Regions from separate parts of the Mus musculus genome. Here all the other regions are linked to region 1. Evidence: chromatin loops called from intact Hi-C (ENCODE). Cell type or tissue: heart. All regions are shown on one strand.

Region 1 (4,000 bases):
CCACAATGTGACACAAGCTGGATGGAAAATATATGCTCAAGTGACTTCTCTTATCTCTATGGACATAAGCCTGATGGCACAACTTAAGGGTGGGATGGCAGTTCAGCTTACAGTTTCAAGGAAACTAATAGGAACTTTTACAAGGGTTTCAGTAAATAACAGACAGGACAGGAGGGGACGGGAGGAGGGGAGAGTGTCAGGGCAGAGAAACACCCAGCTCAGCAGGCAAAACAGTTGAAAAACAATGCTGCTACAAACTTTCTCCTTTCTTCATTTCTATTCTGTTTGGGGTCCCAGGCAATGGAATGGGTGCTGCTGCCCATGTCCAGGGTGGCTTCTGGCCACTTCCAAGGTGGGTTTTTACCCTCAGTGAGTCCTCTCAGGGCAACACTCTCACAGACAATTCCAATCTTCTAGTGGATTTTTGAAGGGACTCAAGTATGTGAGCATGGCTCTGGCAGGTCTTGCTCTTTTCTCCCATCCCACTTGCCTTGTTAAAAGCAGATTATATTCCTAAAGCTAACCACCAAGGTCTATTGCTATTTGACCACTTCTTCCTCCTGAGGCTGATTGCCAAGGTCCAGCTATCAAAGGACTGAAACCCAGCAATCAAAAGTCGTCCCCCCCCCAGCTTCCTTAATTAACTTATCCAATTAAAATTCAACACCTCATCCAAACACAGGGTTTCCCTCTTTACCTCTATAAACTGCCATTTTCCTGTGGACCACATCTGTCTCCTCTCTATCCAGAGGCAGTCCTTTGCCCCATACCTAGGCAGATATCCCTGCCCCCTCTGCCTTGTTCCTCTGCCTTTCTCTCTGTCCTCTATCTCCTGTCTTTGTTTTTTATTTCCTGACCTTTGTCCCTTTGAGCTGAGAACTTGGTCTTCGGGGTCCAAATGATACCTTTTTTTTTTCTCTTTAAATCCAGTCACGTTTAATGAATCCTGATGACCAGAGATTAGATTCTCAATAGACTTGGCAGAGAGGGATGACCTCAGCCAAGGCATCAACCTTTAGGCTGAGCACACATGTAAACAAGAAGGGAATACACTAACAGGATGAGGCATAAGTGATTAGTGAAGACTCTCAGCTCCTTAAGGGCGTAACCATAAATTATGCCCGACAGTTCGGTTTCCGGTAATTGTTAACAAATCTGCTGTGTTCATTAAGATCACGTCTTCCAGCTTGTTACATGGCTCATCTAATTACCTGCCTTATCCTTGTTTGGGGTTGTTAGAGCAGTTGTCTCCCACTTCAGCGGGAACCTGCTGGGTACAGGCACAGAGAGTGACTTCCTGTGTGCATTTGGGAGCTGTGGTCTGTTCACTCCCAGAGGTCGTTGCTACCGGGTCTGGAAGCTGGGTGTGAGCAGGTATCTTTTCAGCATCCTATTGTCTGCTATTTTGAATCTAAACTTCTGGGTGACTGTCATTATTATGGCCATGACCCCACAGTGGCAGAGACATTGATCGAGAAGAGTTAACCTCACAAATGAAACAATGGTCGAACCCCACTAGGTTCTCCACAAGGATGACCCCTTGTGGCTTACGGGAACACAAGTGGACCTGTGCACAACCGGGCATCATGCACATTCCCTAAGCCCTTGAAGAAGCCTTGTTTATTTAACTTTTCAAACTAACTTGAAGCACTTTTAGAACAGTTGTTTACACTGTGTTAACTGGAGAATACACAAGCACTGTGGATACAGGAAATGGAAGCAAGGAAAACGGGCAAGGTGCAGGAACTCAGCTATGAGTAACAGTGGATTGTAACACTGTTTTTTCCTTGACGGTTCTCTTCCTGCACACAGAAGGCACACTTAACAACAGGAAGGTTGGTGAAACCCAGCAGCAGTAGCAGACAGAGAACAGACTCTGGGGCCGCCGTTACTAGGGTATCAATTCCTGTGCTCATCGTGGGTGGGAGGAAAGCGTACGTACATCTATGTAAACACTGAATGCTCCCCAACAGGCTCAGATGTGCCTTTCCTTGCCACACTGAAGTTCTTGTCTTATACTGATCATCTCACAGTTAATATGTCCCACTGGTCCTCCATGTGTGCGGACTACCTGCTCCGTTTTGTGTGTGGCACATAACGTTGAGCATTATTTGATAAGTGCAGAAACAAATACCAAGTGCCTAGACAGCGAACATTCCAGATGGGTTACTAATTGAGCTGTTGGGAAATCTCTGACACTCTTAGATGGGAAAGAGCTGGAGGATGCTCTTGCTCAAGGATTTCCCAGGCCTTTGAACAAGTTCTGTGCTCTGCAAATGTGTTGAGATTCGGTTTCTCCCGCTGATGCGCCACAGATGGCCACATGGTGGCGCTGGCGCTGCGCCGTAGAAACGGAGCTCAGGCTGCAGCTGAGGCTCCAGCCTCCCTCGCTGTTCTTCCGGCCCCCGCCCTGCGCTTCCCCTCAGGACTTCCTTCCCATCCAGTCAAGCTTGATGCCATGGCTCTTGCCAAGAAGCTGTCAAGCCAGAAATGGGAGCTGGGGTACTGCCCACCTGAAGCTGGAATTTCCTTTGTTCTTCAGCAGACTCAATTCACTGTATTGCTCCTAGTTAAAAAGAAAAAAGAAAAAAAAAATCTCCACCACACTTTTAATGCTTTTTTAAAAAAAGCATGGTTTCCTAGTTTGAGATGCAAGTATTTTTACTCTGCACTTGATTGGCTCCTGCAAGTGACCCAGTGCTGCCTAAATAAAATCACCTACAAAGCAAATATCCTGATATGTTCTTACGATGTTCACAGCTAGAATGTGCAAGGGCCTGTTCCCTAGTAAAAGGGACTGTTTACTAGCCCAACCTAGCATAAGGCACCTGGACATGTACATTCACAGGCGACTGGAGAACAAGAAAGCAGAAATAAATTACTTGAAAATCACCTACTCGCTATGAATGACAGCTAAGCTCAGAAACTAACAGTCCCTTTGCAGAAGCAAAAATACTTTCAATAAATTAAAGCTGCTATTCTTTTCTCTACACATGTTTGGTATATACATCTGGGTGTGTGTGTGTGTGTGTGTGTGTGTGTGTGTGTGTGTGTGTGTGTGTGTGTCTGTGTATGCGTGCGTGTGCAGGGTGTGTTTGTGCATAAGGATTACCCTGTCATCTTCACTGGGCACCTTAATGTTTGAAACATGGTCTTTCAGTTAACCTAGAGCTCACTGATTGGCCAGACACACTGGTCCCTGATCTCTCAGAGACATATCTTCTGGGATGGTACCTCCATCATACCCAGCATATCTGTAGGAACATAAGCTCAGCCCCTCGAAAGCTCTTTATCCACCAGGCCATCTTCTTATCTCCCCCTTTCCTTGTATTCAGCTAAGTCTTGTGCTACTTAAGGTGAAATAATCCGAAGTCATACTTATATATGGCAATGCTTTTAGTAATTGATATCTAATAAATAAAATGGATGTTTGTAAGGAAGCAGTCCATTGAATCACAACAAGTGTACATTCATTAGTGCAAGCTCTATCACAATTAAGACATGCAAGTAGAGAAATCCTAGTCCAAAACGTCTGGGAGCAGAAATAGTCTAGATTTCTGGTGTCTTCACAGCTTGTAATATTTTCATGTATGAAATGAGGTAGCTCAGAGATGAAACCCATGTTTAGACACAGGATTTTGCAACCTCAGCCAGTATGTATGATACTGGGGAATGATGTTGGCCACTATTTGTCCATTCTAATTTAGCCACTATATAGTATATATGTGAACTGTTAACATGTTTGGATTTTAACTTTCAGCTCTCTGCTGTTGACTGCCGTTGAGCATTCTTTCATATGCTCGCAAGGAGTTGTGGGTCTTCCTCTGTGACATGTCCATTTAGAAACTGAGCTTTCCAAAAACCCACATATAGTAAGCTGTTCCTGTAATGTGGGTGTGAGTTTTCTGTTATTACTGTGGGTTGGAGAACTATCTTCTTCAGCCTGTGGCTTCTTCACTTGGTGTTCCCCCACGGTGTCTCTTGATAAGCAGAAATTAAA
Region 2 (4,000 bases), 260 kb after region 1:
TGGCTGCTTTCTTTCTTTCTTTTTTTTTTTTAATGAATCTCAAGACCACATACAAGACCTTTCTATTCTCCCCTCCCCTGTGATCAGTGAAGACATCAAGCTTCCAGAAAACTATTTTGTATTTATTTTGTATGCCTACTTCTGACCCATCCCCAGACCTTCCAGTGCCTAATCTAATGCAACAAGTCTCCAAAGCTCCCATTTACCACCTACTATCTACCTTAGATATTGAAGGCACCTGGTTAATTAGCAGTGATTTCTCCTCCCCACTTTTTCTCCCAGGGAGCCCCCCTTAAAATTATATAACTAATTACAATATAACAATTTTGCCATACTAGTTTCTCAAATTTGTGTAAATACTGCTTAGTAAGCAAAGCTTAAACTTAAAAGAGAAAAATACCTTTCTTATCAGCAAACTGATGCTTGAAACAATGCAACTATACCCAAGGATAGTTACAACCTAGTTATACCTAAGGCCAAATGTCTATTTTTACAAACCCACTGAAGCCACAAACATCCCTTGGACAATCTAGGAATCTTGGATTAACTAAGAACTCATCTGTTTCTTCATTCTTTAGTGTAGAACTTTCTCTGGGAGATGGGGCATTTACAGTACTTGGAGTCATATCCAGTCCAGTATGTTAACTCTGCCTTAAAGTATCTGATGAAATTCAGAGGATGTTAGCCATATTATAAATGTAAAAAGTGGAGCCAACCTGCAACTCAACTCAGTCAAATCTATGAGGATAGACTTAGGATGTAATCTGCAGAATGGTCTTTCTCTAACTCAGGTCAGTTACCTTTGCAGCAACTCACTGTTGCTCAGAAGGTTCTAGACCACCCCCCCCTCAGTCTTACCTCCAGAACACATATCCAGGATTTCATTTGTAAACCATTTTGCGTACTTTAGTTAAATGTTGAAAGTGCTAACCAGCACTGAATCAATGCAAATTTGCATTTCTGAAATTATCTCTCTAGTACCTTCCAACCTGCAGCAAAGTATGTTGTATAGATAGCCTTTACTCCCTCAAGGTGTTCCCTATTTAAAAAGCATCTGAAATGCAAAGACGCCCGTAGGAATTCAGTAGATCATTTTCTGGGTGACAGAATTTGGAGCACCCTAAAAACAAACTTAACTCCCTCACCAAACCACCATCAGGGTTCTGTGGTAAAATTAGAACGTGGTAAAGGAAGAAAGAAAACCAGAAGAAACTAGAAGAATCCAAGGAAGAAAGGAATGCATGAAAGACACAGCACACATATGCACTATTATCAATATGCTGAAAAAAAGTCCCATCAATTTTTGCTTATTTTTTTTAAATGGGGTGAGGAAGATAAGACAAATTACAGAGCCTTCCTCTATCCATAATAGCCCAGGTGCACTTTTCCAAAACTTTATATTAGAACTTGAAATTAAAAGCGTTCAAAGTTTAGTTTTATTAAAGTTTTAAATGTAATTGCTATTCTGGATTCTATCAGCCTCTAAATCCGTAATAAACTACATTGGATAATTTGATCGTTGTAAAATCTTCATCATCTCTTAACAAGTTCTACATGCAAAAACCTCCCAAACCCCTAGGACCAATCCCCCCCACACACCCTGTTCCCAGATCATTAATTTATGAAGGGCATCCTAAACGAGGGTCTATGGACACACAAAGGTGATGTCAACTGCACAGCTGTCCTACAGCACAGGATGAGGTGGCCTGGGCTCAGTTCTCAGATTCATCCCCTCAGGACACTAAAACAATACTGAGAGGAGTTTTCCCTCTGGCTGGTGAAGTCGCGGTCCTCTTATCTGATGCTAGAAGGAAACCCCAACCTTCGCCCGCAGGCCTGCGTATCCTCGGCGTCCTCCCCCCGCAGAGCAGCCCCCTCGCGCCCGCCCCGGCTGCCACCGCCCCCTCCTCCTCCTCCTCCCCGCCGCCAATGACCCGGGAAGGAACTGCCCAGTCCCCGAGTCCCTGGAGAATAAATAGCAGCCCAGAGAGCACCATCGCGCCCCACGAAGCAGGGCTCAGACACAAAGCGCCTCCCGCACGCTCCCCCACCCCCACCAGGCCCGGGCCCTCCCGCACTCCCCGGGCCCGCGCACAGCAACAGGCGCGCAGGCCGCGCGGAGAGCACGGCGGGGAGCGCGCAGCCCGGGAAACTTCCAGAGTCCCGGGGGCAGGGCTCGGGCGGGGCCGCTTACCGGGCTCGGCGGCCTGGCGGGGATTCCCGGGGTGGGCAAAGCGCTCGGCTCCTCTCCGCTGTAGTCGCGGCCCTCGGAGCGCCGTGTGGCGCGAACGCTCACGCGTGGCCGGAGAACCGGAGCCCGCGGCCGGCCAGCCTTGCTGCGCGCGGACCAGCCTCCCGGAGGCCGCGGGGCTGCGGGAAGCCGTGACGCCGGCGGGGCGCGCTGGCCAATCAGGGGCGCGGCCCAGCCGCCGCCGAGATGGAACGACCGGCGCACGGGCCCGGGCCCGCGTGGGTGACGGACAAGCGCGAAGGCGGCGGGGCGTGGGGCAGGCTCCTAAATGTGACTTCCAAAGGAAGTGCCCTTTTTTTAAGTATAGCGTTTCACACATATTGACGCGAGAAATACTTGCACTCCAGTGTTGCTGATATTTTATCAAAAACTTGAATTGGGCTAGGAATGTAGTTTTTGTGTTTTATGCTCCCGGCCCCTGCATTGGTAGTCTCTAGTTGCAGTTCTCCTAGTTCTTGGTGAGGACTGCCCTCTGCATTCGTGGCCTCTTGAGAAACGAGGTGGTCAAGGGAAGTCCTTTTTTGAGAAGTTACTTAGCACATCAAGATGCGTTCTTAGCCTGGTGAGACAATAAAAAGAAAAAAAGCAGCAAACTCCTCCGGGAAAGTGCTCAGAGTTGTCTGCTACTGGGAATTGGGGTGGGAGGGAATGCCCCTTTTCTGTTTTGTGACTTTTACAATTGTCTTTCTGTTGACCTCAGCTCTGGAGTCCCACAGTCTATCCCCAACCCCACACCCATTAAAGAAAATACAGCTCGCTCGCTCTTTTTTCTAAGTCTAATATTAGAGTGAACAATTTAAAACTCTCAGACTTTAAAATACAAGAATTGCGTTGTAATTTTATTTTGTCTAATAAAAAGCGATTTGCGTTTCTCTAACATTTACTAAATATTAAAGGAGGAAGCACGTGAAATGCACAAGAATGAAAGTGTTACCGTTCAATGAAAATTTTTGCTTGCTAATGTGAGTTGATTAAAGTGGATTCAGTGTCTTGGGTGGAGACAACACAGGGCCCAAACCTTCAATTCCCTTGGTTCCGCAAATATGAATCAGCATAGATTTGACATGCAGGAAAATGTGAACTCTGACTGGATGTCTTCAGAATGTGTGGATATGAGTCAGTTCTAGGATTTTTGAAAATGAAGATGTAGTTCGTCTGAGGGACATTTCATCCCATCTTCTCTTCCTCCCACAGTGCATTTGTGGGAATCTGTTCTATCAGGCGTCCCATCTTAAAACCAAACACAAAGGTAAAGAGAAGGGGCTAGGGTTAGGGGTAGGGATGGAGAGGATCTATCCACAGTTCTGTCTCTACCCAGTGTGTTCTTGATCACAGCTGCGCAAGAGACCCTTACTTCTGGGCCTGTCACTGCTCTGACAGTTGTCTTGGTAAGGGCCTTCTACTGCCTAAACTCATGGGGTGTATTTCTCATCTCATAGTTTGTACTGGCTGGTTTTGTGTGTCAACTTGACACAAGCTGAAGTTATCACAGTGAAAGGAGCCTCCCTTGAGGAAATGACTCCATGAGATCCAGCTGTAAGGCATTTATTTTCTCAATTAGTAATCAAGTGGGGAGGACCCATTGTGGGTGGTGTCATCCCTGGGCTGGTAATCCTGGGTTCTATACGAAAGCAAGCTGAGCAATCCAGGGGAAGCAAGCCAGTAAGTATCATGCCTCCATGCCCTCTGCATCAGCTCCTGCTTCCTGACCTGCTTGAGTTCCAGTCCTGACTTCCTTTGGTCATGAAC
Region 3 (4,000 bases), 1.4 Mb after region 1:
AGCTGTCACTTTTCCCTGGATGACCCAACCTTCAGTTATGCCCCTTCTGTTCCACTGAGGGCATTCTTCATCTCTGGAGATGGTTTGTGTGGATAGCTGCACCCATGAAACATCCGAAGGCCTTTCCCACCTCCCCTCAAAGATGATGACTTGTTTAAGGTCCAAGGCTCAGAAGTCATCAGCTCCCTAACATTCTGTACTTGTCCTGGAGACTGCTCCTTTGTCTCTGATTGGCCCCTCTCGGCACAGCCTGCAGGGCAGTTTCTCCTAGGAAGCATTCTATCTGCTAAGCCCAAGCTTGAGAGGCAATCCTCCTGCAAAGTGTGGCTAAATTGTAGACAGCATCTCAGGAAATTTTGGGTGAGGAACAGATCATCTTGGCTTCCGCACAGTTTTCTAAACCCAACTCTGTATTGTCATTTTGAAGAAACTGAGGCACGGGGGGGGGTGGGGGTGGGGGGGAGGGGTAGGGGGCAGATTTGACCCAAGGATGTGGGAGGAGCTGAGAGCAGGGCCTGGAGCAGCCTCAGAACATCTTGAGTTTGGAGTTCATTTGCTCAATTTGAAGGAGGTACAGAAGCTGACAATGAGCTACTGTTTAGTGGGTATCAACTGTGTGCCAGAGCACGTGCCATCTAGACATGTTACATAAGTCATCTTCCTAGCAGCTCTGACGAGTCTCATTAGCCCCAGCAAAATGTAAAAGATATAATAGGAAGACAGGCATAAATCAAATTTCTTCAAGTAATATAAAAACATAAACTGAAAGTGAAAGCCTTCAGCTTCACTCTTCCTCCCAAAATACCACCTATAGTTTTCATCTCAGTGGCCGAGTATATACCTGACAAATGCTATCATCTTTCTATGAGTCGAAGAGAAATGCTCTCAAGTAAACACAACATGGCTGCCTGTCTCCAGGCTCAGCCCTTCCCATTGCTCTCTGTGAACTAATAAGATGTATGTGAAATTTGTGAGTGAAACATTGTGATCAAAAAAGTTACAAGACGAGAGTTGATAGCAGCTTTTTGTTTTCTTTCTTTCTTTTTTTCTTTCTGTCCTGTTCAGGAGCCAAAATTGCTACATGTTTTCAGACACTGAGACCATATTAATTATCTGTAATAATTGTATACGTCCTAGGCCTTGTAATTGTATAAACTGTTCCTCTCCAAGCTTCATGACCAAGACCCTAAGGCTGCCTCCATCCTGTGGTAGCCAGGGCTGGGGAATGCCCATTAAGCTATGGCTTTCCTTGACTATCTCTTAGAGTTGTTGGGAGACTTCAATGAGAGATAAGAAAAGGGGCTGTGCAAATTTAAATCCTCTTTCTATAAATGTAATTGCTTTTTTTCTAAGATGTCTTTAGGATCCTCTATGCAGATGGAACAATGGAAAATTGTGTTTTTGTTTTTGTTTTAGGGGGAGCTGTCTCTCTCTTAGAACTGGCTATTCAGACCAGACTGGGCTCAGACTCACAGAGATCTGCTTGTCTCTGCCTCCTGAGTGCTGAGGTTAAAGGTTGAGCTGCCACATACAGCAAATTTGGGGACTTTGCAGAAGGCTGTGCTTTTGGTGGTTGGTGGTTACAGGAGATGCTCATTTATCTGTGGGAACAGGAGTGCAGGGTATCTCATATGGGAAGACGTTAGCATGTGTGGAGTAGATTTCTTCCTGCTGAAGTTGGTTAGGGCACAGAGAGATATAGGTACACTGTATTGAGTGGGTGACCGAGAGTAGCAGAGGTGTGTCCCCCACCCCCCAGATGCTTAGGCCTGTCCCTTTGGTAAGTATTTACTACCAAAAGCTAGTCACAGACTGTTGGGGACACATGCCTGTAAGAGGGTAACAGTTTCCCAGGAACAATTCTTTCATTTATTACGTTTCTTTTGTGAGTAGAAAGAATGAATATGTGCCTTTTCTCACGTGATGCTCATTTTGTCCTGATTTAAAAATTTTTTTTGCTTTGCATCTTTCTTTTGGATCATGATGAGAAGTGACAATAGGCCACTGGTAGGGTCTCCTAGGCTTAGCAGAGACACAGCCATGGGAAGGCCGCTAGTCCTTCCTGCTAAAGCCTGCAGCATGCACACAAGACTGTTTGGAGAATCTGGTGGCCTCTAGGAAGGAAGGAGATGAGATGAAGAAGCCTGGGGATTCAGCTGGTTCCAAGAAATGTGTAAGTAGAGGAAAATCGAGTTTCTTAAGACCAGCAAGGCTTCAGAGCCTGTCTCAAGGCTCTGAAGGACACCAGGACAAAGGATACTGCGCCCTCTGGTGTTAGATTCATATCGGATTCCAGAGAGCTGTGTGGAGACCAGCAGCCAGGAGCTTCCTAAACCAACCACAGAAAAGTTTCTTTTGTTTGCTAAGCACCTTGGAGTGGAATTTGACCTTCCTTTCTCAATTCTGCAGTCCAAGTAGAGACTGCTCTAGAGAGAGCTGTGTGCTGCATGCGGGCTACTGTATTTTATTTGGTTTTCTTTGCATAAAATTTAGGCTAGCAGGACAAAGCTTGTTTAAAAGCAAACCCTTTTGGTTGGTCTGCAAACAATAATTCTGCCTTGTGGGTGATGATCTGGTTTGAGGGGAACCATTTAAAATTTCAGAACCCCTTATTCCTTCTCTTAAAAGTAAAGAGTTTTGAATAAGATGTTCAAGGGCTCCCTTAAGCTCCAGGGTTGAATAACTGGTACACTGAGCCATCTTTTCTCGGAGCCCTGCAAATGGAATTTGTTAATTTCTTTGCAGGTGCAGGCACATTTTAGCATCCAAAGTTTCCTGATTCTGAGCAAAGATTTTCTAAAAGCGCAAAAAATATATCTCTTTTCAGCTCAGAAGCCCCTCACCCTCCAGTCTCAAGTGAAAACCCAGCTAGGAAGCTGGAGAGTGAGCGAGCACCACTCAGTCTCTGCTATTTCTTTTAAAAATAAAGTACTAAGTGTTGTGCTGGAAATTCTGCTCAGTGTCGCATGTGGTAGGTGTGAATACATGCTTTAATTGTTCTAGGCACTAGACCAAAAACTTCTCCAGAATTAGCAGGGTTTTCAGCTATAATCTGGCTAACATTTTTCTGCAAATAGGTATGAAGACCAGACTGAGTTGCCATCAACAATTACAGCTATTCCTCATCTAGTCAGGTGATCAGCCCCGGGGAAGAATTATGGCGCCACTGAGAGTTTTCCACTCCTCAAACCTGTATGTCTTGTCTCTGACGTGAGCAGTCGGTTATGCCTCCAGGCGGCCCCTTCCTTCTGCACTGCCTTTCAACTGTTATCTCTGTGCAATGGGCACAGTTTATTATTATTATCATCACTACTAGGGATCTCATGATTGCCCCGTAAAGAATACTTGAGCAGCAGCCTTAGTTCTGTAGCTATGAAGAGAAAGGGTGCAGTTGTTGTCCCGTATGAGATGGGGTCTGGAGGAGCCGGTCTCCCTCTGAGAGAGGTAAGCCAGGAAAAAGAATGTTACACAAAGCATGCAGATGAGATGCTTTGTGTAACTGACTCCTGCCTCACAAAGGGAAGACTCTGGGTGAGAAGGCTTTACCAGGTGGCTAATGGCAGTGACTTGGAGTACTGTGTCCCCCATTAAAGGAAACAACTGTGTTATGGGCTAAAATGCGTGCTTCCAAAATTCACCTTACCGTTCTAATCCCTTGTACCTCAGAGTGTGGTTGTATTTGGAGATAGGTTCATTTTTTTAAAAACTCCGTTCATTGATTACTTGTTTATTTGTTGTGTGTATGCACTTATGGAGGCCAGAGGACAACTTGTAGGAGTTGGCCTTCCACTTTTTGGGTTCCAGGGATCAAATTTAGACGATGATCAGTTTTGATGATCAGTTTTGGCAACAAGCACCTGCTGAGCCATGTCATCAGGCCCACGTGACAGGTTCTTTAGAGACATAATTGTGTCTCAGTGAGGTAAGCCTTAATCTAGGGTAACTGGCCTGGAACAGATGAAAGGTTGACAGAAATGTGTATAGAGCGAGACCATATAAA
Region 4 (4,000 bases), 1.4 Mb after region 1:
GTTGCTATTCGGTATGTGCCTCTGCCATTTCACAGGCACTCAAAGGCACCCGCAGACATGAAGATGCTCCTGAAGATGCAAGTTCCCCACGCTGCACACGGATGCCGAGATTCCTTCAGGTCGCCCCGCATCAGAGCCAAGCTGAGACTGCAAGAGGGGACCAAGTCTCTTTCCTTTTTGCCTTTCACACAAGAGCCAGAGCATGTGGTATGCAGCAGTTATCTCTGTGAAGACTACTTTTCAGTCTTTTGGGCTCTTGGTCATAAAAGGAAGATTGCTCTAGGTTTCCAAATGGGGTTAAATGGTTGTTCATATGTTTATCATTTTTGTGACTTGCTTGTTTTTTTTTTATACTCTTTTACTGAATTTGTCAGATGAATTTTGTCTCTTCCGTTAAGGCAAAGATATTACCCATTTTGTTTAGTCTTCTAGCCTCTTGAGCTGCCATTGTGCCTAGCATATTGTAATGGTGATAATTATAATAATTATAAGCCATTGAGAAGGCCAACAACTATAGGTACTTGCTGAGCAAGCCTAACAATGTGGTTTGACCTCCGGAACCCACATAAAGGTGGAAAGAGAGGACTGACTCCACAAAGTGCTCTGACTTCCATAGCCACACCACGGTGCAAGTACCCAGGCAGACACACCAGTGACACACACAAGAATTTAAAAACTTAAAAACCAAGTTGTAGTACCGAGGATCGTAGTGAGCATAGTGAGTGTTTGCATTCACTCTGCCCTCTGTACGGTTGCTTTACTTGCTCAGGTTGTCTACACATCCCTTCCGTAGGGTATATTTGCCAGTCATATCATGTATGTAGACAAAGAGAGGTGAGACGAGACCAAGGTATTTGTCTATGATGGGCACCCATCAAGTAACTTGTTGTTTAAATAGAGCATCTGCCCTAGGGCTCGAATGTTTGACAACTAGACTGACCATGGCCCTTACTCTAGATAGCATGGTAACCTTCTGTCACGGTCACTCTGGGAACTGGATTCATTCTTGGAAGCAGATGCCAAAGACTAGAGGAGACTATGACTCTAGTGCACTGAGGGGACTCTAAGTACAGCAAGTAAGGCAGAAATGTGTGAACTATGTGTGTGTGTGTGTGTGTGTGTGTGTGTGTGTGAGAGAGAGAGAGAGAGAGAGAGAGAGAGAGAGAGAGAAGGCTGTGTACCTGGATGGAAAAATCTGAGAGAGCATGGGCCACAGGTAGCAGCTATAAAAGCACAGGATTCTGAAGAGGCAGAAACATCATTGTCTCAAGGAAATTTGGGGGTAAAGTTCCTAGTGAGGTACACTAAAATACCCCAAGACCTCATCTAAAACCCTTCTAGTATAGAGCTACAGTATCCTTCAGTTCAGTCTTGTCTCTGTGTAAGAGTGGGCTATGTAAAGATCCAGACTTGCCTCAGGTTTGGCAGGCAGTTAGTGAGGCTGTGGTTGTTACTGCCTCTGTCGGCCTTTGGAATTCTTGGGAAAAGCAGAAAGCACAAATGACCAGGCCCCAGCTTGAAGGCAGCTGCAGCCATGAGTTCCGGTCAAAATCCCTCCTGTTTTGGATTTGGTGATCCGTGTGTTCACAAAATGACAAAGAAGAAAAGAGGAAGCAAGGGATGCAGTGACGACGTAGAAATGGGAACAGGAGAAAGTGAGAGAGGCTCCCAGCTGTCTGATTTGTGTGGTGTGATCCCTGCCATGGCTCCGGCTCGGCAGGATTTATGTGGCTTCATTAATCACACTTTCTTTTGAAATGGAATTTTCTGCCTTGGAGCCTTTGAACATTGACATCCAAACACAATATATTCCTTTAAAATCACCTCTGGATAAAGACAACCTGTGGAGGTAATTTCCCCAGCTCCTAGGTGGGGTCTGTTTGATTCTCAGATCTTGATGTAATGTGTGAAATTGGCCCCTCCCTGCCCAGAACAGAAAGGAGTTCCTTGTCTCTGACCAACAACAAGCAGTGCCATCTAGTGGCAATTTGTTTTTATTTTGGTTAATAAGAAAGGGGCCTCCCAGGCCAGCTAGTGTTCTCAGAATTTGGGGAAAAAAACAAAACAAACAAACAGACAAACAAAAAAACCGCTCTTGTCATGCAGTTAAATGACAGAGACAAGAGTGTCGTAGAACTGCCGCCAATCAAAGTGGCCGAGTCCAGGGTAGGCCTTTTGTTGAGGGGTTGTCAGCTTTTGAGGTCTGGGAAGTCGACACAAACCACACAGAACAAAGAGTTCCCTGGGAGGGGGAGGAAGGCAAGAGAGAACACCCTTGCCAACTACACAGCACCATGTCTAACTCTAAAACTGTCCCCAGTTTGCTGATGAGCAAAACCAGAAAGAGGTCACGCTGGAAGCCAAGCCGTGGAAGTGACAGAGGTGGGGCTAACCCCAGGTCTCTTTACAGTTTCTTTCAGAGTCTGCTTTTGTTAGAATTTCCCTTCCTGAAGACCAACCTGCCCAAGTCTCCCACTGACTGTCAGCCACTGAGTTACCAGTACCAGTTAGCAGAGGTAGGGTAGGGGTTCTGTTAGGATTTTTTAGACTGTGGTTCTTGTGGCTGAGGTGCTAAGGGAGAAATGGCCCACGCTTTATGTCTCCCTGCCCTTATCCTTGAGACTGAAGCCCAACAGTTGGGTATTTGCTAGCTCTTTGCAAAGCCAACTGCCTCTCTTGCTGCAGCTCAGCACCGGGCCTCAGGGCATCCTCAGGGCACCTGTGCAACAAGCTTTTTGCCTCAGCACTGCTTCTTAAAAGTGAGCTCTAGCTTGTCAGATCCTGTTTTAGCAAATCATTTCCTATGAATTGGTGAGCTTTAATCGTGGAAAAATAAGTTTAAAATATAGTCTTCATAACTGGAGAATGATTGTAAAACAAGAATATATATATATATATATATATATATATATATATAGTTTACTTGGGGTTGTTCAATGTGTGACTTGGTTAGAAAAGTAAATGTAGATTTTTGTTTCTGAAAACTGACTGAAAAAGAAACAAAAATTGTCTATGACTATAAAGTCTCTTCAATAAGACACGTTGACCATGGGACCCAATGGGCTAGCTCTGCTCCGTTGTACTGCAGAAAGCGAGAGAGAAAGAACATTTGGTTACAGCTGGTAGTAATGAAGTGTGTGTAGCTCTGGATCTTTAATCAGTCACTCAACTACAGTTATGTAGGTAGCTGTATTATGTTGTTTGAACAACCTCTAATAGACCACACAGGCAGACCAAATATGAGGGACATGACGTTTTAGGTTACAGAGCAGATTAATATATATTTGGCCACAACTACTGGCCAAAGGCACAGAAAATAAGACACTGCAGAATATTCAGCCCTCAAGTTAATATATATACCATAGTCCCCTTTCCTAAGGCTCAGGGGTCATTGAGGAAGAGAGGCCGGAAAGAGTGTAAGAGCCAGAGGCACGGACGCTACAGGGAAACATTGGGGCAGCTGCACATTGGACTCACCAAGGTTGTGACGTCACACACAAGACCTCTGCCAGTCCACGTGGGCCTGAAATCCCACCCCTAGCCAAGAAGCTATTGGCACTCAGGTTTCTCCAAGAATATAACCCCTGGTAAGACAACCACACTGCTCCAGCAGAAGATCACACATCCAAGAATAACTTGATGTTAAAAAAATAAAAGCCAAAAGGCACATAGTTGGGTGAATGGAGAAACAGGGCAGATCTCAGAAGAATTGAGGGTAGTAAAGTATGATTGAAGAACTAATAAAACATTTTTTTTAAGTCAGATTCACTGAAATCAAACAAAATAATCTCTTGCCACTGTAGTTGAGCCTCTTGAATATAGTAAAGAATACCATTCATTCATTAATTAAAACTACAGTAAAAGAATGTGATTAATTAATTAAAACTATAGCCTTCGATGCTGCTGTTGCATGGTCCTGGATTCAAGTCTCAAGCATTTCATCAATGTTAAAAATTCATTTTCCCTGAAATGACCTGTAGGTGACCTTTTAGAGAGGTGA
Region 5 (4,000 bases), 1.4 Mb after region 1:
CACTATTAATGAAGATGTTAATTAAGACCAGAACGAACACTGACCCCAGCAGCAATCCACTAGACACTTATCCAACTGGATAAACTTCTGTTAGTCATTACCCACTGCTCATAGACATTACCACCCCTCCATTCTCTTCATCTGCTCATTTGCAAGGGACTGGGAAAGAGAATTAAGGGAGCCCAGAATTATTTAAAAATCATCACTCTGATACTTAGGGTCTGGGAAAGGGATTCAGTAGAGCAGCCGAAGAGTAGATGTCAGTACCGTGCATGAAGAAGTGAGCCAGCCTCCAAAAATATTTGGTAATTGCCTAGCTAAGCGTCTGGGTTTCCAAGAATTTAGCAAATTGAGCTAAGGCTGGAGCACAGCAGGACAGATTACAGAGTCCTCACAGCAGATATTTCTTTTTACACTGGAAAAAAAAATCTGAGACCCAAAATGTCAAGTGATTTGTCCAAGGTCACAACTCAAGTTAGGTATGGCACCTGAATTGGAACTCTAGGTTCAGTTTACAGACCCATACCCAACATACTTCACAGAGGTTGTGTTCTTACATTTGCAGGTTAGCATTCGCTTCTAAAGTCTCACACGTGAACAGTGCAGAATCTATCAGCTGAATTTTTCTGTCTCCAGAGAACCATGTCCTGTGGTAGGAATGAACTCATCACGTACTTCATAAAGGAGAAAGCATTGTGAACTCTAATATACTTGTTTCCCGGCCTATAAATCAGTACATCTAACCAACCCTCAAAAAGTTTAGAGGAATATATATACATATATATACATATATATATATGTATATATATATACATATATATATATATATACATACATATCCACATTCCTAGAAATTCTGATTTAATTACATTGAAGGGAAGCCCAGACAGTGCTTTTATTTTGTTTGTAAGATTTATTTATTACTTTTATATGTATTAGTATTTTGCCCGCATGTATGTATGTGTGCTGTGTGTGAGCAGTGTTCTTGGAGACCAGAAGAGGGTGTCATATTCCCTGGGACCAGAGTTACAGATAGTGGCAAGCTTACTGATTGCCTGGGGAGGGTCTTAACCCACTGAACTCATTGAATTAACAAATGCCTTTCTGCCACCGTACAGCATGAAACCATGTAGTAGATAAAGAACATAAGTCAACAAGAAAATAAGAAAACAGAATCTCAGATTTCTTCTTAAATAGGAGCCCAAAAGAATACAATGGCGGGTTTGGGGGGACTTCAGAGGCTCTTAGCACCCAATGTCACACTCTATGGTCTTTCCCATCTCAGGCAAAGAGCTCTAAAGGACTAAGTGACTACCAGCACTCCCATCTGTCAGAACTGGGGAACTAAAAAGCCTATGCTTGATTGATTGCACAGGTTTTTGACACCTCGGGGATGCTTGGTGCATGGCAGCTGAAGTCTGCATGTGGAAGTCTTTCCAGGAAGAATAGACAAGTGTACTTGTAGTTTACAGAAAGGTGGTACACGCATGTCAGAATGCCCAAATGGGGAAAAACACAAGCAAGTTCTCCCAGCTACACCCTAAGTCTTTGAGAATCTGAGGACAGAGAAGCAAGAGCATGCGGTTGAGAGCTTTGGGAAAGGAGCTGAGGGATCCTCCACTCTGCCGGCATCTCTGTCATCCTCTCCCTCTCCATGGCTGCTGAGGTTGTGATCAGACAGGAAACCCACACAGGAAGCCAGGAAGTGTGGACATGGAGGGTCAGCAGAGCACACAATAAGACCATGGAGAAAGGAAGTTGGAGGTGGGGAGGTTTTCAGTGTGATTCTTCCTCCAGCCTGGAAGTCAGAGGCTCCCCTGGAGCTCCCAGGCCTAAGGAGGACTCCCTGCCTCAGTCAGCCAGAAGGCCTCTGCCCGTGAGTGCTTCCAGATGCACTGATGTGTGGAGCCCAGAACAGCTCCAGAGTCATTGCTGGCTAGGAAGTGACTTCCCGGGAGGGGGAGGAATCAGTCATTTTGACACAAGGTCAAAATACCAAGAAAACAGTATTCCCAATTGGGACTGTTCTGGGCCCAGCGCAAGAGTTCATTAGAACATACTATCCTCTCTCTCTCTCTCTCTCTCCTCTCCTTAGGCTTTCTGGCCAAAGGACTCTGTTGAGCATGCTTCCAAGAGCAGATCTCTGGAGATGGTGGAAGCATGCGCAGAGGGCTGGATAAGGATCTCCCTCTTAACTTTAGAAAGGAAAGACCCCGGAGAGGAGAGAATCCAGTCTAATGATTCTAGGGAAGAACACATGACCTCAAGATGGCACTTGGGCACAGACAGAGTAGACTGCTGGATGGCCCACAGGGTTCAGTCACTGAGTCAGACGGCAGTGAGGTTTCCCTTAGGACATGAAAATCAGACTTGCTCATGAGGCCTAAGCATATGCCAGGCTTGTGTGTGGTGTATTCATGTATGAAAAAACTCTCGTCTTTATAAAATCAACATGGGGGAGGCACATCAGCCTTCCTACACTTGCCTGATCAAGAAGCTGCCAGTCACACCCCTCCCTTCTCTTCTGACTCCCCCCCCCAAAAAAAAAAACCCCGCCACCAAATAAATACACATACATTTACATAAGTATATCTGTACACAGGTGTATATGTTTCTAAACAATCGTTTCAGTGCCTGGGTTTTGTGCAGGCTCTGTCAGAGCGCTGTTACTGAGCTTAGGCTAATCCAGCCCTACTTTCTGATACCATCAGCATTTCTTCATACTGCCCCCATCGCCAAGCAACCAAACAGCAAGAATATGTTTTGCTGCTTCTGGTTTTAACACTCAGCGATTTCTCCCCCTTTAGGAGGGTCCCATCTATGTCCTTGTCTGTCTGTTACTAAAATTAAGAGAAGAAAAGGAGTGGCTGGGGCCAGGGGAAACAAGTTTCCCTGGTTCTGTGCCCTGACCTCACAGTGCACGTGTGGTATGGGGTAGAGCGAGCACTTTCCTGGCCATGTTCTTCCTGACTGTGCAAGCCCTGCCTTACACATCTTCCAACAGTCAAGTGCCCCACCCCCCACGCCCCACACATCTATACTCTCTCTGCTTAAGACCACATCTTCATTCTCTAGACGATTATGTTCCTTCTCTAGTCCTTGGGAAAGCATTCTTTTTACAGTCTCTGTTCTAAACAACTCTCAAGAAGGAACTGAAGCCTAAGCTGCCATTGCCGGGGTACCCCTTACCTCCCATGCCCATGAGGGGTTGAGGGTGGCAGGCCTGTGACTAAATCAATAGCAACCCTTCCTGTGGGTGTGGGTGCCTGGTCTCACCCCTACTGCCGTTTGAAGAAGGGATGCAGGCCTGGGCCAGGCCTTCCTGAGCAGACACAGATGCCTCAGGAGGCATTCTGGCACAAAAGGGGTTATTTGAAAGAAAGCCTGAAAGGGGCCGAGGCTGTTGGCTGGGAGCTGGTTCCACGACACGGCCTCTGCTGCCGACTGTACTTGCCTCTGTCCGCTCTTTCCTTTTTCCATGTCTCCCTCTCCAAAGCTTTCTATTCACCCTACAAAGAAAAGCAATCCCCAGGCAAAGTTGTTTACAGTATTTTATGAAAGTTTGAAGGGGAGGGGGGAAGAAAAAGAAAAGGACTGGATTTGGGGGCAAAGGGGAGGGGGCCTGCTGCAGAGGAGAAGGGGGGGGGGGGTGAGAGAAAGAGAAGGCAGGCATGCATGAGAGTCCCAAGCGGTGCCAAGCTCCGAAGAAAGGGCTGCTGGGGCGGGGAGGGAGCATGCCAGAGCCTTACAGAAAAGGAGCAAAGAGCCGAACAGGAGGGGAAGGCTGAAATTGAAGTGCAAATGGACCTTGGTCCTCCTGGCAGAGACTGCTGCAAAGACAACACAAAAGGGATGCCTGGGCAAGGCACGGGGTCTGGGGAGTGAGGGGGACACTTAAGACAGAGCTGCTGAGATGGTCTAGGAAACAGACAGATAAATACATGCCAGAGGTGTTAGTGTGTGTGTGTGTGTGTGTGTGTGTGTGTGTGTGTGTGTGTGT
Region 6 (4,000 bases), 390 kb after region 1:
GGGCCTCTCTTTATGTGGAAGAACATGTAAAATGGGTATGGCCTGCTGAGCAACATCAGAGATGGTTTCCACAAGGAAGCGCTGCCTGAGAAAAGGCAAAATGAAGGGAGATGACCTTGAAGGCAAGACTGAAAGACAGGCTTCTAAGGGGTCTATCTGGCAGGAGAAAGCAGAGAGAGAGAGAGAGAGAGAGAGAGAGAGAGAGAGAGAGAGAGAGAGAGAGAGAGAGAGAGAGAGACAGAGAGAGAGACAGAGAGAGAGAGACAGAGAGAGACAGAGAGACAGAGAGAGAGAGACAGAGACAGAAAGACAGAGACAGAGACAGAGACAGAGAGACAGAGAGAGGGAGGGAGGGAGGGAGAGAGGGAGAAAGGGAAAGAGAAGCTCCTGCGGAAGGGGTTCATTCACCAAGACCTGTGGCCACATAGTCTTAACTTAGCAGTGTGAACTAGACAATGCCCTCCCTTTGTAGGGTAGCGCCACAAAGCTAAAAGAGTTTAACTGATTCAAAGCCATGAGCAGGCAGAGATGTCTCCCAGACAAGGCTAGAAGGAAATTTACCCACTTCTGAATCTGAGATTTGAGCTGCTGCCCTCCCTGCACATTTTGTCCAGAGGCAGTTGCCTTTAGAAACCCACGGAAGGACAGTGTCACGCCACACACAGGTTCAGTAGTACATTGGTTCATTCACCTGAGACGTTTTTCTTGTTCATTATGTATGCAGAAATAGTAAGGGTTGTTTCTTATGTACCAGACATCCTATTAGAGTATATTGTAAACTTTATCTCATGAGAATCTCAGTAAACCCCATAGATTAAGTAGAATGCTGTTACCATCCTCTTTCCATGAAAGAAGTAATCCGAGATTAACAAGTTTGAGTGTCCTACCTTAGGTCACACAGTTTAGAAACAGCAGAGAAGACCCTTGAATGGGGTGGGGGAAGAACCTGCCGTAGGAAAAAAGATTCTCTGAAGCTTTGACACAGTTAGGAATGCTTTAGGAAACCACTGTGGTTTCCTAAATTACAACAGAAAGTTTAATACGAAGGGTGGCGATTTAACAGAAATGTTTCTTTCTGGATGATAAAGGTAGCATCTCTCTCTCTCTCTCTCTCTCTCTCTCTCTCTCTCTCTCTCTCTCTCTCTCTGTCTGTGTGTGTATGTATGTATGTATGTATGTATGTATGTATGTATATGCACACACGTGTGCGCGTGCCAGAGTGAGAGAATACAGTTATAAAGGCGAGGAGTTGATGGGAGGAGGTGAGAGTTGAAGAACGCTTCTAATTTAGCAGCCTACAATTTACTAGAAATTTATGGCAACCCTCCCACCACAGACTGGTGGAGGTGAGGGAGGGTCGTCGGGGAAAGCCTGTGCAGTGGAGCCAGAGCATCCACGCAGCAAGCTCAGGCCACTCTGCTCCTTCCTCTGTCAGTAGGAAACGCTTGCTTTGCCTTCTGGTGCCTTCACACCAACATTCCTGACTCTCTCACACCCGCCTCTCGTGTAAAGCTTGTCAGGTCTCACTTGGTGAAGTGAGTGAGACTGGAGAACATCAGAATGTGCTGTTCAGGAGTTCTGCTTCAGAGCAGGGAGCCAGGCTGCATAAAAATGTGGCCAACGCTGCAGTGCGTGGGGGGATTTAAGGCAGCGGCAGCACTCACGGAGTGAGACCAATGAGATTCATTGCAGGTGTAGACCGTGGCAGTCTCCACGAAGTCTGGAGCAAGGGCTTTGGCAGGAACATATTTTTTATTTTATTTTTCAGTTCTTTGATTGCCTTAATTAAAATACCCATTGCAGCAAATGTTAGCACTTAGTAAAAGAACCCAGTGTATCTTTGCCTCAAAGTTGTGTGAGAATTAGAAATGATCTATGGTTCCTAAAAGAAATAACCATAAAGAAAGAGCTTGGATTTTTTTTTTTTTTTTTAACACAGCAAGAAGCATGGAAGTATAATGTAAGAATCTGAAACTTCCATTAAGACTTCTCAGTTTTCGGAATCCAAGTTTCATATTTGTGCCTGGTGGTAGTAAATGCGAATGTTAACCCAACCCTAATTGTTTTTTAGCTTTTGCCCTGACTGTAATAAAGGCTCCCAGGCTAGGAAATGGTTCACAATTTGTTAGTGGAACAGGAAATTTTTATTGGTAGTGGAGCATCCACATGACTGCTGATTTCTATTTATAAAATTCTTCGCATTTTTCCTTCAGGTTTACCAAGGGATTTGGTATTTTCTAAGACATTTAATTTGGTGTCTGGGTGCTTCGCTAAGTAAATAAACAGAAATTTTCTTTCTGTTGCTAGACAAAAAAAAAAAAAAAGTTTTCTTTTAGAAGTCAGTAGAGGGCGCTGTTGGCATTTGATTTGGCTTTCTAATACCGTAGATGTTCCCTTCTTAATTAATTCAATGTTTGAAATCAAACCTCCGTTTAAATGTAATGATATTAATATGTGAGAATAGATGTGTAAACGTGGAGATTTTCCATTCCCATTAAACCCACAGAACCAAAGGTCTCTAGTTCTCCTCTGAGCCCCTTTGAGAGTACTTATGTATAGAAATGTTGGCTGCTATACATTAAAGCTGCACACAGTTGAGTTCATGCATCCAGGCAATGATTCAACATTTTGGAGACTGATTGCAAGTCGGGGAAGAAGGCAGCTTCCTGTGGTTTTCAAGAAAAAGGGGGAGAAAAGAAGGCAAAAGAGACATTAGCCTTAGAGCCCTACTTTTTAAGTTTTTCAAAAGAAACATTCTATTTGCTAGGTTTAAGGTAAAATTTATTATAGTTAATCCAGGAGTAAATATGTTTTGCAGTTAAGATTCTAGGTACATTTGACACTATTTTTATCCTTAATTTTTAAAAAGTTATTCTATTCCTTCTATTCCAGTTTGAGTTCCTTGGCCACAGGCTATAAAGATTACCACAGTCCCAGTATTTGAAGGATATTTCTACTTTTGGTTCATAGACTTTCATTAAAATAGACTACAAAATAACAATCTCTAAGAACCCCACTCAAGTTTTGTATTTATTTGGCTGATACCTCTATGATGTGTGTGCACTAGCTGTAAGTAGGAAACCGTGGATCTGTGGGGAACCAATGAAGAGAGGATGGAGACTTTATTTTCAAAGGGCCTCCAAGAATAAATACACAGCCAAGCAGCCCAGGTGAGCAAAATGAATGCTGGCTTCTGATCCATCTAGAGTTTTCTCTGTAAAGTGAAGATGAACGTAAAGTGCGCAGCGTTTAAATCAGTGACATTAAAGACTTACCACTTTACCAATCCTAAAATAGAAAATGACTCTCGGGGACAGTGAAGGAGGCAGCCTTCTGTTTGTGGTATTGTAGCAACGGCTTCTGAGGCACCCCTCACACACATACCGCTGTTGCCCAGGGTGGAAGGCTCCTTCCCTGGGTTGCACAAAACAGGGCATGCAGTTGATCGTGTTTCTGAGTATACAAAGAAGTGCTACTTTCTGGGGACAGTAAAACACATTGCATTTTGCAAACAAAACATCAAGCCAAAGGCATGTCACTGTTCACAAAACACATGGAACTTGTTGGAAGGCAAAGGGAAAGAGATCGTTGGCGTTTTAGTGGAAAGGTAGAAAAGAACTATGATATCATCAGGCAGCATCGGGTTCTCTCCGATCGTTTACACTCTTTAGTGTGTCAGGGTTGGTCTGTGCTTGTGTTGATTTCCGGCCTTCCAATCGAGATTAGTTTTACTTTTCATTCTCATAGGAAAAGCGTGACTCTGTCGTTCAGGTAGAATCGAAAAACAAATAGAAATGCTTTGTGGTTCTTAAATGATCTAGATAGCTGGGCAAAAAGGCCCAGTACTATTGCAAGTATAATTTTAGGTGAAAATTTTGTTCCATGTGAAGCATTAATTTTAATAGAGACTTATATATAAATGCTCATTTGAATAATAATGTAAAATTAAATTTAAATTGTAAATACCGTCCAGTACTAGCTGTTTTCTGGCTCGAATTCT
Region 7 (4,000 bases), 270 kb before region 1:
AATATTTTGCGAATCAAATAGTACATAAAAATTTGTTCAACTTCACTGAACTATTTATCGATTGAATTTCTCCGTTCTTTGTGGAGTTATTGGGCAAGAATTCTAATGCTATGTGTAATTGGCTTTTAGGAAAGTTGGGGGGGGGGGTGGAAAACGACATAAAATTTAGCCATTCTTCTGCCTCTAATGTTAAAAATGTGTTCTACAGGTTGTAGCTGTCAGGGGACTTCAGCAGGGCAACTTTTAACTTAGTAACCTAATATGGGTATGCTCAGCTGAGGCAGGATTTGCATTTCAGTTTCTTAACATCAGGGTTGGGAAGATTTTGCTGCCCTTCTTGTCTGTGACATACGGTACAGGGGTTGGCTCTGCTTTGGTCCACCTGCCAGTCGAGTTTAAAGTTTCCGAGGCTCGGAGGAACACAATGACTTGGATGAGACCGACTAAAAGGAAAGGACACTGCTGCAGCAACCAGGAAGCCCTTGAACCCCAGCTAAGCTAACCGTGTCTTTTTCTTTTTTCTTTCTAAAATGCGCCTACACCGCCTACACACAGGACGAACCCACTTCTTTCATTGATCAGATTTTTTTTTTTTTTTCCTGACCGTCTAAGATAGTCTGATCCTTGGCGACATATGGCTGGAAAATGAAACGACCCGGGAGTGTGGCCACCTCGTTATTCTGTGTGGTGTAATACCAGATGGGCACCGTGAACCGCGCTGGGATGTGAATGGACAGTTTGAAATGGGAATTTCCCCGCATCGAGCAGGTTCCATTTCTCTCTTGGGTCTCTCGGTATAACGTACTAGCTTTTGCCCTTCTTCTCTGCAGTATCAATTAACTCAACTTGGCGGTGGAGTGGCCAGCTAGGAAAGGAATGAAGCGATCTGGCTAATCTTGCTGGCTGTGGAGCGGCAGAGCCTGAAACTGCAGCCGGGTGCAGATCTGCCGACTGCGCCCGGGGCATGGAGCGCACGGGCGACCGCGGGGACTCAGGCCCGGCCAGAGGAGCCCAGTACTGAGCTCCGGAGTCCGCCAGGCCGCCGCCGCCGCCTCCTCGCGCCCTCTGCCTTTACTGTCAGTGTCGCCCCTCGCAAAGAGTCATGGAAGACAGCCCGCTGCCAGACCTCAGAGACATCGAGCTGAAGCTGGGGCGCAAAGTGCCCGAGAGCCTAGCGCGCTCGCTGCGCGGGGAGGAGCTGGCGCCTCGGGAAGGGGCTGCGGACCCCAGCGGGGTTGGTGGGAGCTGCAGCAGCAGCAGTAGCTGCAGCAGCTTTGCGCCCTCCGTGTCCTCCTCGTCGTCATCCTCCCCTGCCTCTGGCTCTCCACGACGTAGCCACCCCAGCGCCCTGGAGAGGTTAGAGACCAAACTGCACATCCTCAGACAGGAGATGGTGAGTGTGATGCGTCAGAGGCGACTTGGGGACCCGGGGCCTGGGACCCGAGAGGGTGGCACAGGAGCGGGGGGGGGGGGGGGGGGAGAAGCTGGGAGGAGGTGTGCGGGAGCGCGCCTCTGGACTCGGCTACAGCTAAGCTTGAACCCTGAGGACTTTGCTCGGTCACGGGGTGCCCTGGCAGCTCATTCGGCTCTACTTTCTGATAGAGCTACTCCCTGCGCACCACTCTGCAGCTGCCAGCCGCGGATTCTCCCGCACTAGCCTGCTAAAGGCCGGCAGTTACTGCGCGGATCTGGGCCTGCTGTGAGCCGTTTATGTTTTGCCTTGGTTCAAAGGGTGGTTTAGTCCAATGCACTTAGCGCAGAAATGCCTCCCAGCTGGCCGGGAGGTGGCGCGGCGGGGTCCTTGCAGCCTGCTGTAGTTTGCTCTCCTCCACCCTCCCCTTGCAGCAGCTGCAGCTGTCCCAAGGCCACTGTTCAGTAGATTCGCCACAGCTGGTTCTGAAAACAATGGCTCCTCGCCCTTGATGTGCTTGTGAATGGCTTGTTTCACTGTTTTGATCCTGGAGAGCAGGTGACCCCAGCCCAGGGATTTGCTAATGACTGCCTCCTACCCTTTCCTCTAGTTCTCAATCAGCACTTGTTTTCTCTACCATTTCTGTGAACCTCGGATTAGGACAATGGGTCAAGTAGGTCTAAGACTCGTTATTCCGGATGTGTTTACACTAAAGCATTCATTCATTTGCCTTGAGCTCTTGGGCGAGTCTTGGCCTTTACAGATCTCAGTTTGTGATCTTTACAATGATGAGCTGATTGGAAGAAATTATCTCTTTCTAAGCCTTTTGAAGCAAATGGCCACAAACCAATTACATTTTCTACCAACTTAGAGAGGAGGAAAATTTCAACAGGGGGAGGGGGAGTGTTGAAGGGCTTCCTACAAAAGTAGCCTGCTGGGGGTTCACATCTAAGATTCCTTCCATTTTTATTTTCTGTGATAGGGAGACCTCAGAGATAAATTCCAAGCCAAATGACAGTCTTCAGAGATCATGACCTATTAAAAGACTATAGAATATCACTTTAAAGACCCTCGCTAGACCTCTAAACCTGGTCTACTTGAAGCCTTTATGTCTCCCGTAGTAGCTTACCACTTGAAAAGGTTCCACATATTGAAATATATGTATATTTCTACATGTAACTGAATATGTATATATGTATAATATACTTTGTGCATTGCAAATTATTTTTATTATTATTCATATTTCGCTGCCTAAATACATGTTAATCACTACAAATATTTATTACATAGTTACCATGTCTTAGTAAGTATTGAGGTCTGAAATATGCAATAAAAAAATAAAGGAGGTGAGATTTCTTAGACTCTGAGCATCTGAAACATCTACCAAGTTCAAAGTTACTACTGGTCTAGGAAGAGGTGGGTCCAGACCCCATCACATATCAGATAGATTGCATTGAAACAAAATTACAGTTATTAAATAGGAACGAAATAATTTTATAGTTTAGGATCACCACAACATGAGGTTGGACGCATCAGAAAGGTTGAGAACCGCGGGCCTCAGAGGATGTAAAGATGCTAACTCCTAAGTGGGATGACCTGAGTTTGATACCCAGGATTCATATGGAGAATCAGCTCGCACAAGTTGCTCTCTGACCTCCACACAAGCACCGTAGTGTCACGTGCACATGTGTGTATACCTCACAAACTAAATACAGGAATGTAAACAAACAAACAACAACCACAGCAACAACAAACCTTTTCAATCAATGAATGTGTCCATTAAGAGCTTTCAAATCTCTTATGCTTATTTGACTTTTATTTGTAGTATTGAATTCTATAGGATAAGGAAAATTGGTCATTTTCAAGTAAGACTGTCTGCCATACATCTATTTTTCCTAATGAAAATGTCCAAGTTGATAAAAAATTCTTTCAGATATATCTTGCTATTTATGATGATCATGATGTATCAGGGTTTTTTTTTTAATTATTTTTATTTTACATGTATGAATGGTTTCTCTGAGTGAATGTTTGTACCCTGCATTCACACCTGGTGTCCTCAAAGGCCAGAAAACAGTGCTGTGTGCACCAGAACTGGAATTATAGACAGTTGTGAGCTACCATACTGGTGCTGGAAGTGAACACAGGTCCTATGAAAGAGCGACAAGTGCTCATAGCTGCCTAGCCATCTCTCCAGCACTCTGGTATTAATTTCTAAAAGGACAAGTGGACAATCACAACAAACTAATGAATCTGTGTCGTCTCAATGTCTGTAGACTAAGAAAAATGCATGTCATGATCCATGCTTTGGGGTAAACTCTGTGTTCTAATAAAAGTCTCCATTGAGTAAATCTTTCCAACACTGGCTTCATTTAGGAGGCAGAGGAGGCATATTCATTTTAGCTATGCACATCTGCACGCACATGCGTGTAGGTTGACATCACGTGCCTTCCTCCATCCGTCTCCATCTTATGTATTGAGGCATCCGTCGTCCACTTGTCTAGTCTAGCTAGCCAGCTTGTTCACTGGATTTCAGGAATGCATTTGGTGTTTGTGAGAAGGCTAGGAACCCTAGCTCTGGTCCTCATGCTT

What was found. A loop is a pair of places that touch in the nucleus more often than their neighbours do. Peaks named below come from ENCODE experiments on the same cell type or tissue, not always from the same donor. Only the 100,000 strongest peaks of a DNase experiment are listed, where the experiment ranks them.
Region 2: it touches region 1 in a loop (3-fold over the local background); 3 of 42 quality-filtered maps call a loop at or near these places.
Region 3: it touches region 1 in a loop (5-fold over the local background); 9 of 42 quality-filtered maps call a loop at or near these places.
Region 4: a loop joins it to region 1, with 12 times the contacts of the local background. A loop is called at or near these places in 11 of 42 quality-filtered maps.
Region 5: it touches region 1 in a loop (3-fold over the local background); 9 of 42 quality-filtered maps call a loop at or near these places.
Region 6: a loop joins it to region 1, with 4 times the contacts of the local background. A loop is called at or near these places in 9 of 42 quality-filtered maps.
Region 7: a loop joins it to region 1, with 11 times the contacts of the local background. A loop is called at or near these places in 5 of 42 quality-filtered maps.

The regions. Positions count from the first base shown.
Region 1 is chr4:81,176,555-81,180,554 of GRCm38, forward strand. No RefSeq gene overlaps it. Among named protein-coding and RNA genes, the nearest start is that of Gm25803, 160 kb to the right of the region's middle. In heart, CTCF peaks have their summits at 1,545 (motif pointing left) and 2,321 (motif pointing right); DNase peaks (open chromatin) are centred at 1,287 and 2,417.
Region 2 is chr4:81,440,442-81,444,441 of GRCm38, forward strand. Mpdz (multiple PDZ domain crumbs cell polarity complex component) reads right to left here and starts at 2,374. Exons shown (of 47, transcript NM_010820.3): 1 at 2,195-2,374. In heart, no CTCF peak of the experiment used is centred here; DNase peaks (open chromatin) are centred at 2,210 and 2,390; H3K4me3 peaks cover 1,655 bases; H3K27ac peaks cover 1,576 bases.
Region 3 is chr4:82,540,050-82,544,049 of GRCm38, forward strand. All of the region lies in intron 1 of Gm11266 (predicted gene 11266), which reads left to right. Among named protein-coding and RNA genes, the nearest start is that of Gm11266, 34 kb to the left of the region's middle. In heart, a CTCF peak has its summit at 2,280 (motif pointing left); a DNase peak (open chromatin) is centred at 2,252; H3K27ac peaks cover 1,190 bases.
Region 4 is chr4:82,612,398-82,616,397 of GRCm38, forward strand. No RefSeq gene overlaps it. Among named protein-coding and RNA genes, the nearest start is that of n-THgtg10, 5.3 kb to the right of the region's middle. In heart, a CTCF peak has its summit at 1,982 (motif pointing left); no DNase peak of the experiment used is centred here; H3K27ac peaks cover 1,084 bases.
Region 5 is chr4:82,529,209-82,533,208 of GRCm38, forward strand. The region is part of intron 1 of Gm11266 (predicted gene 11266); the gene reads left to right. Among named protein-coding and RNA genes, the nearest start is that of Gm11266, 23 kb to the left of the region's middle. In heart, no CTCF peak of the experiment used is centred here; DNase peaks (open chromatin) are centred at 1,923, 3,383 and 3,763; H3K4me3 peaks cover 387 bases; H3K27ac peaks cover 2,759 bases.
Region 6 is chr4:81,562,188-81,566,187 of GRCm38, forward strand. No RefSeq gene overlaps it. Among named protein-coding and RNA genes, the nearest start is that of Mpdz, 120 kb to the left of the region's middle. In heart, a CTCF peak has its summit at 2,352 (motif pointing right); no DNase peak of the experiment used is centred here; H3K4me3 peaks cover 293 bases; H3K27ac peaks cover 3,159 bases.
Region 7 is chr4:80,910,253-80,914,252 of GRCm38, forward strand. It overlaps Lurap1l (leucine rich adaptor protein 1-like), which reads left to right and starts at 434. Exons shown (of 2, transcript NM_026821.5): 1 at 434-1,393. The coding sequence starts at 1,103. In heart, a CTCF peak has its summit at 1,777 (motif pointing right); DNase peaks (open chromatin) are centred at 419 and 1,779; H3K4me3 peaks cover 2,189 bases; H3K27ac peaks cover 1,041 bases.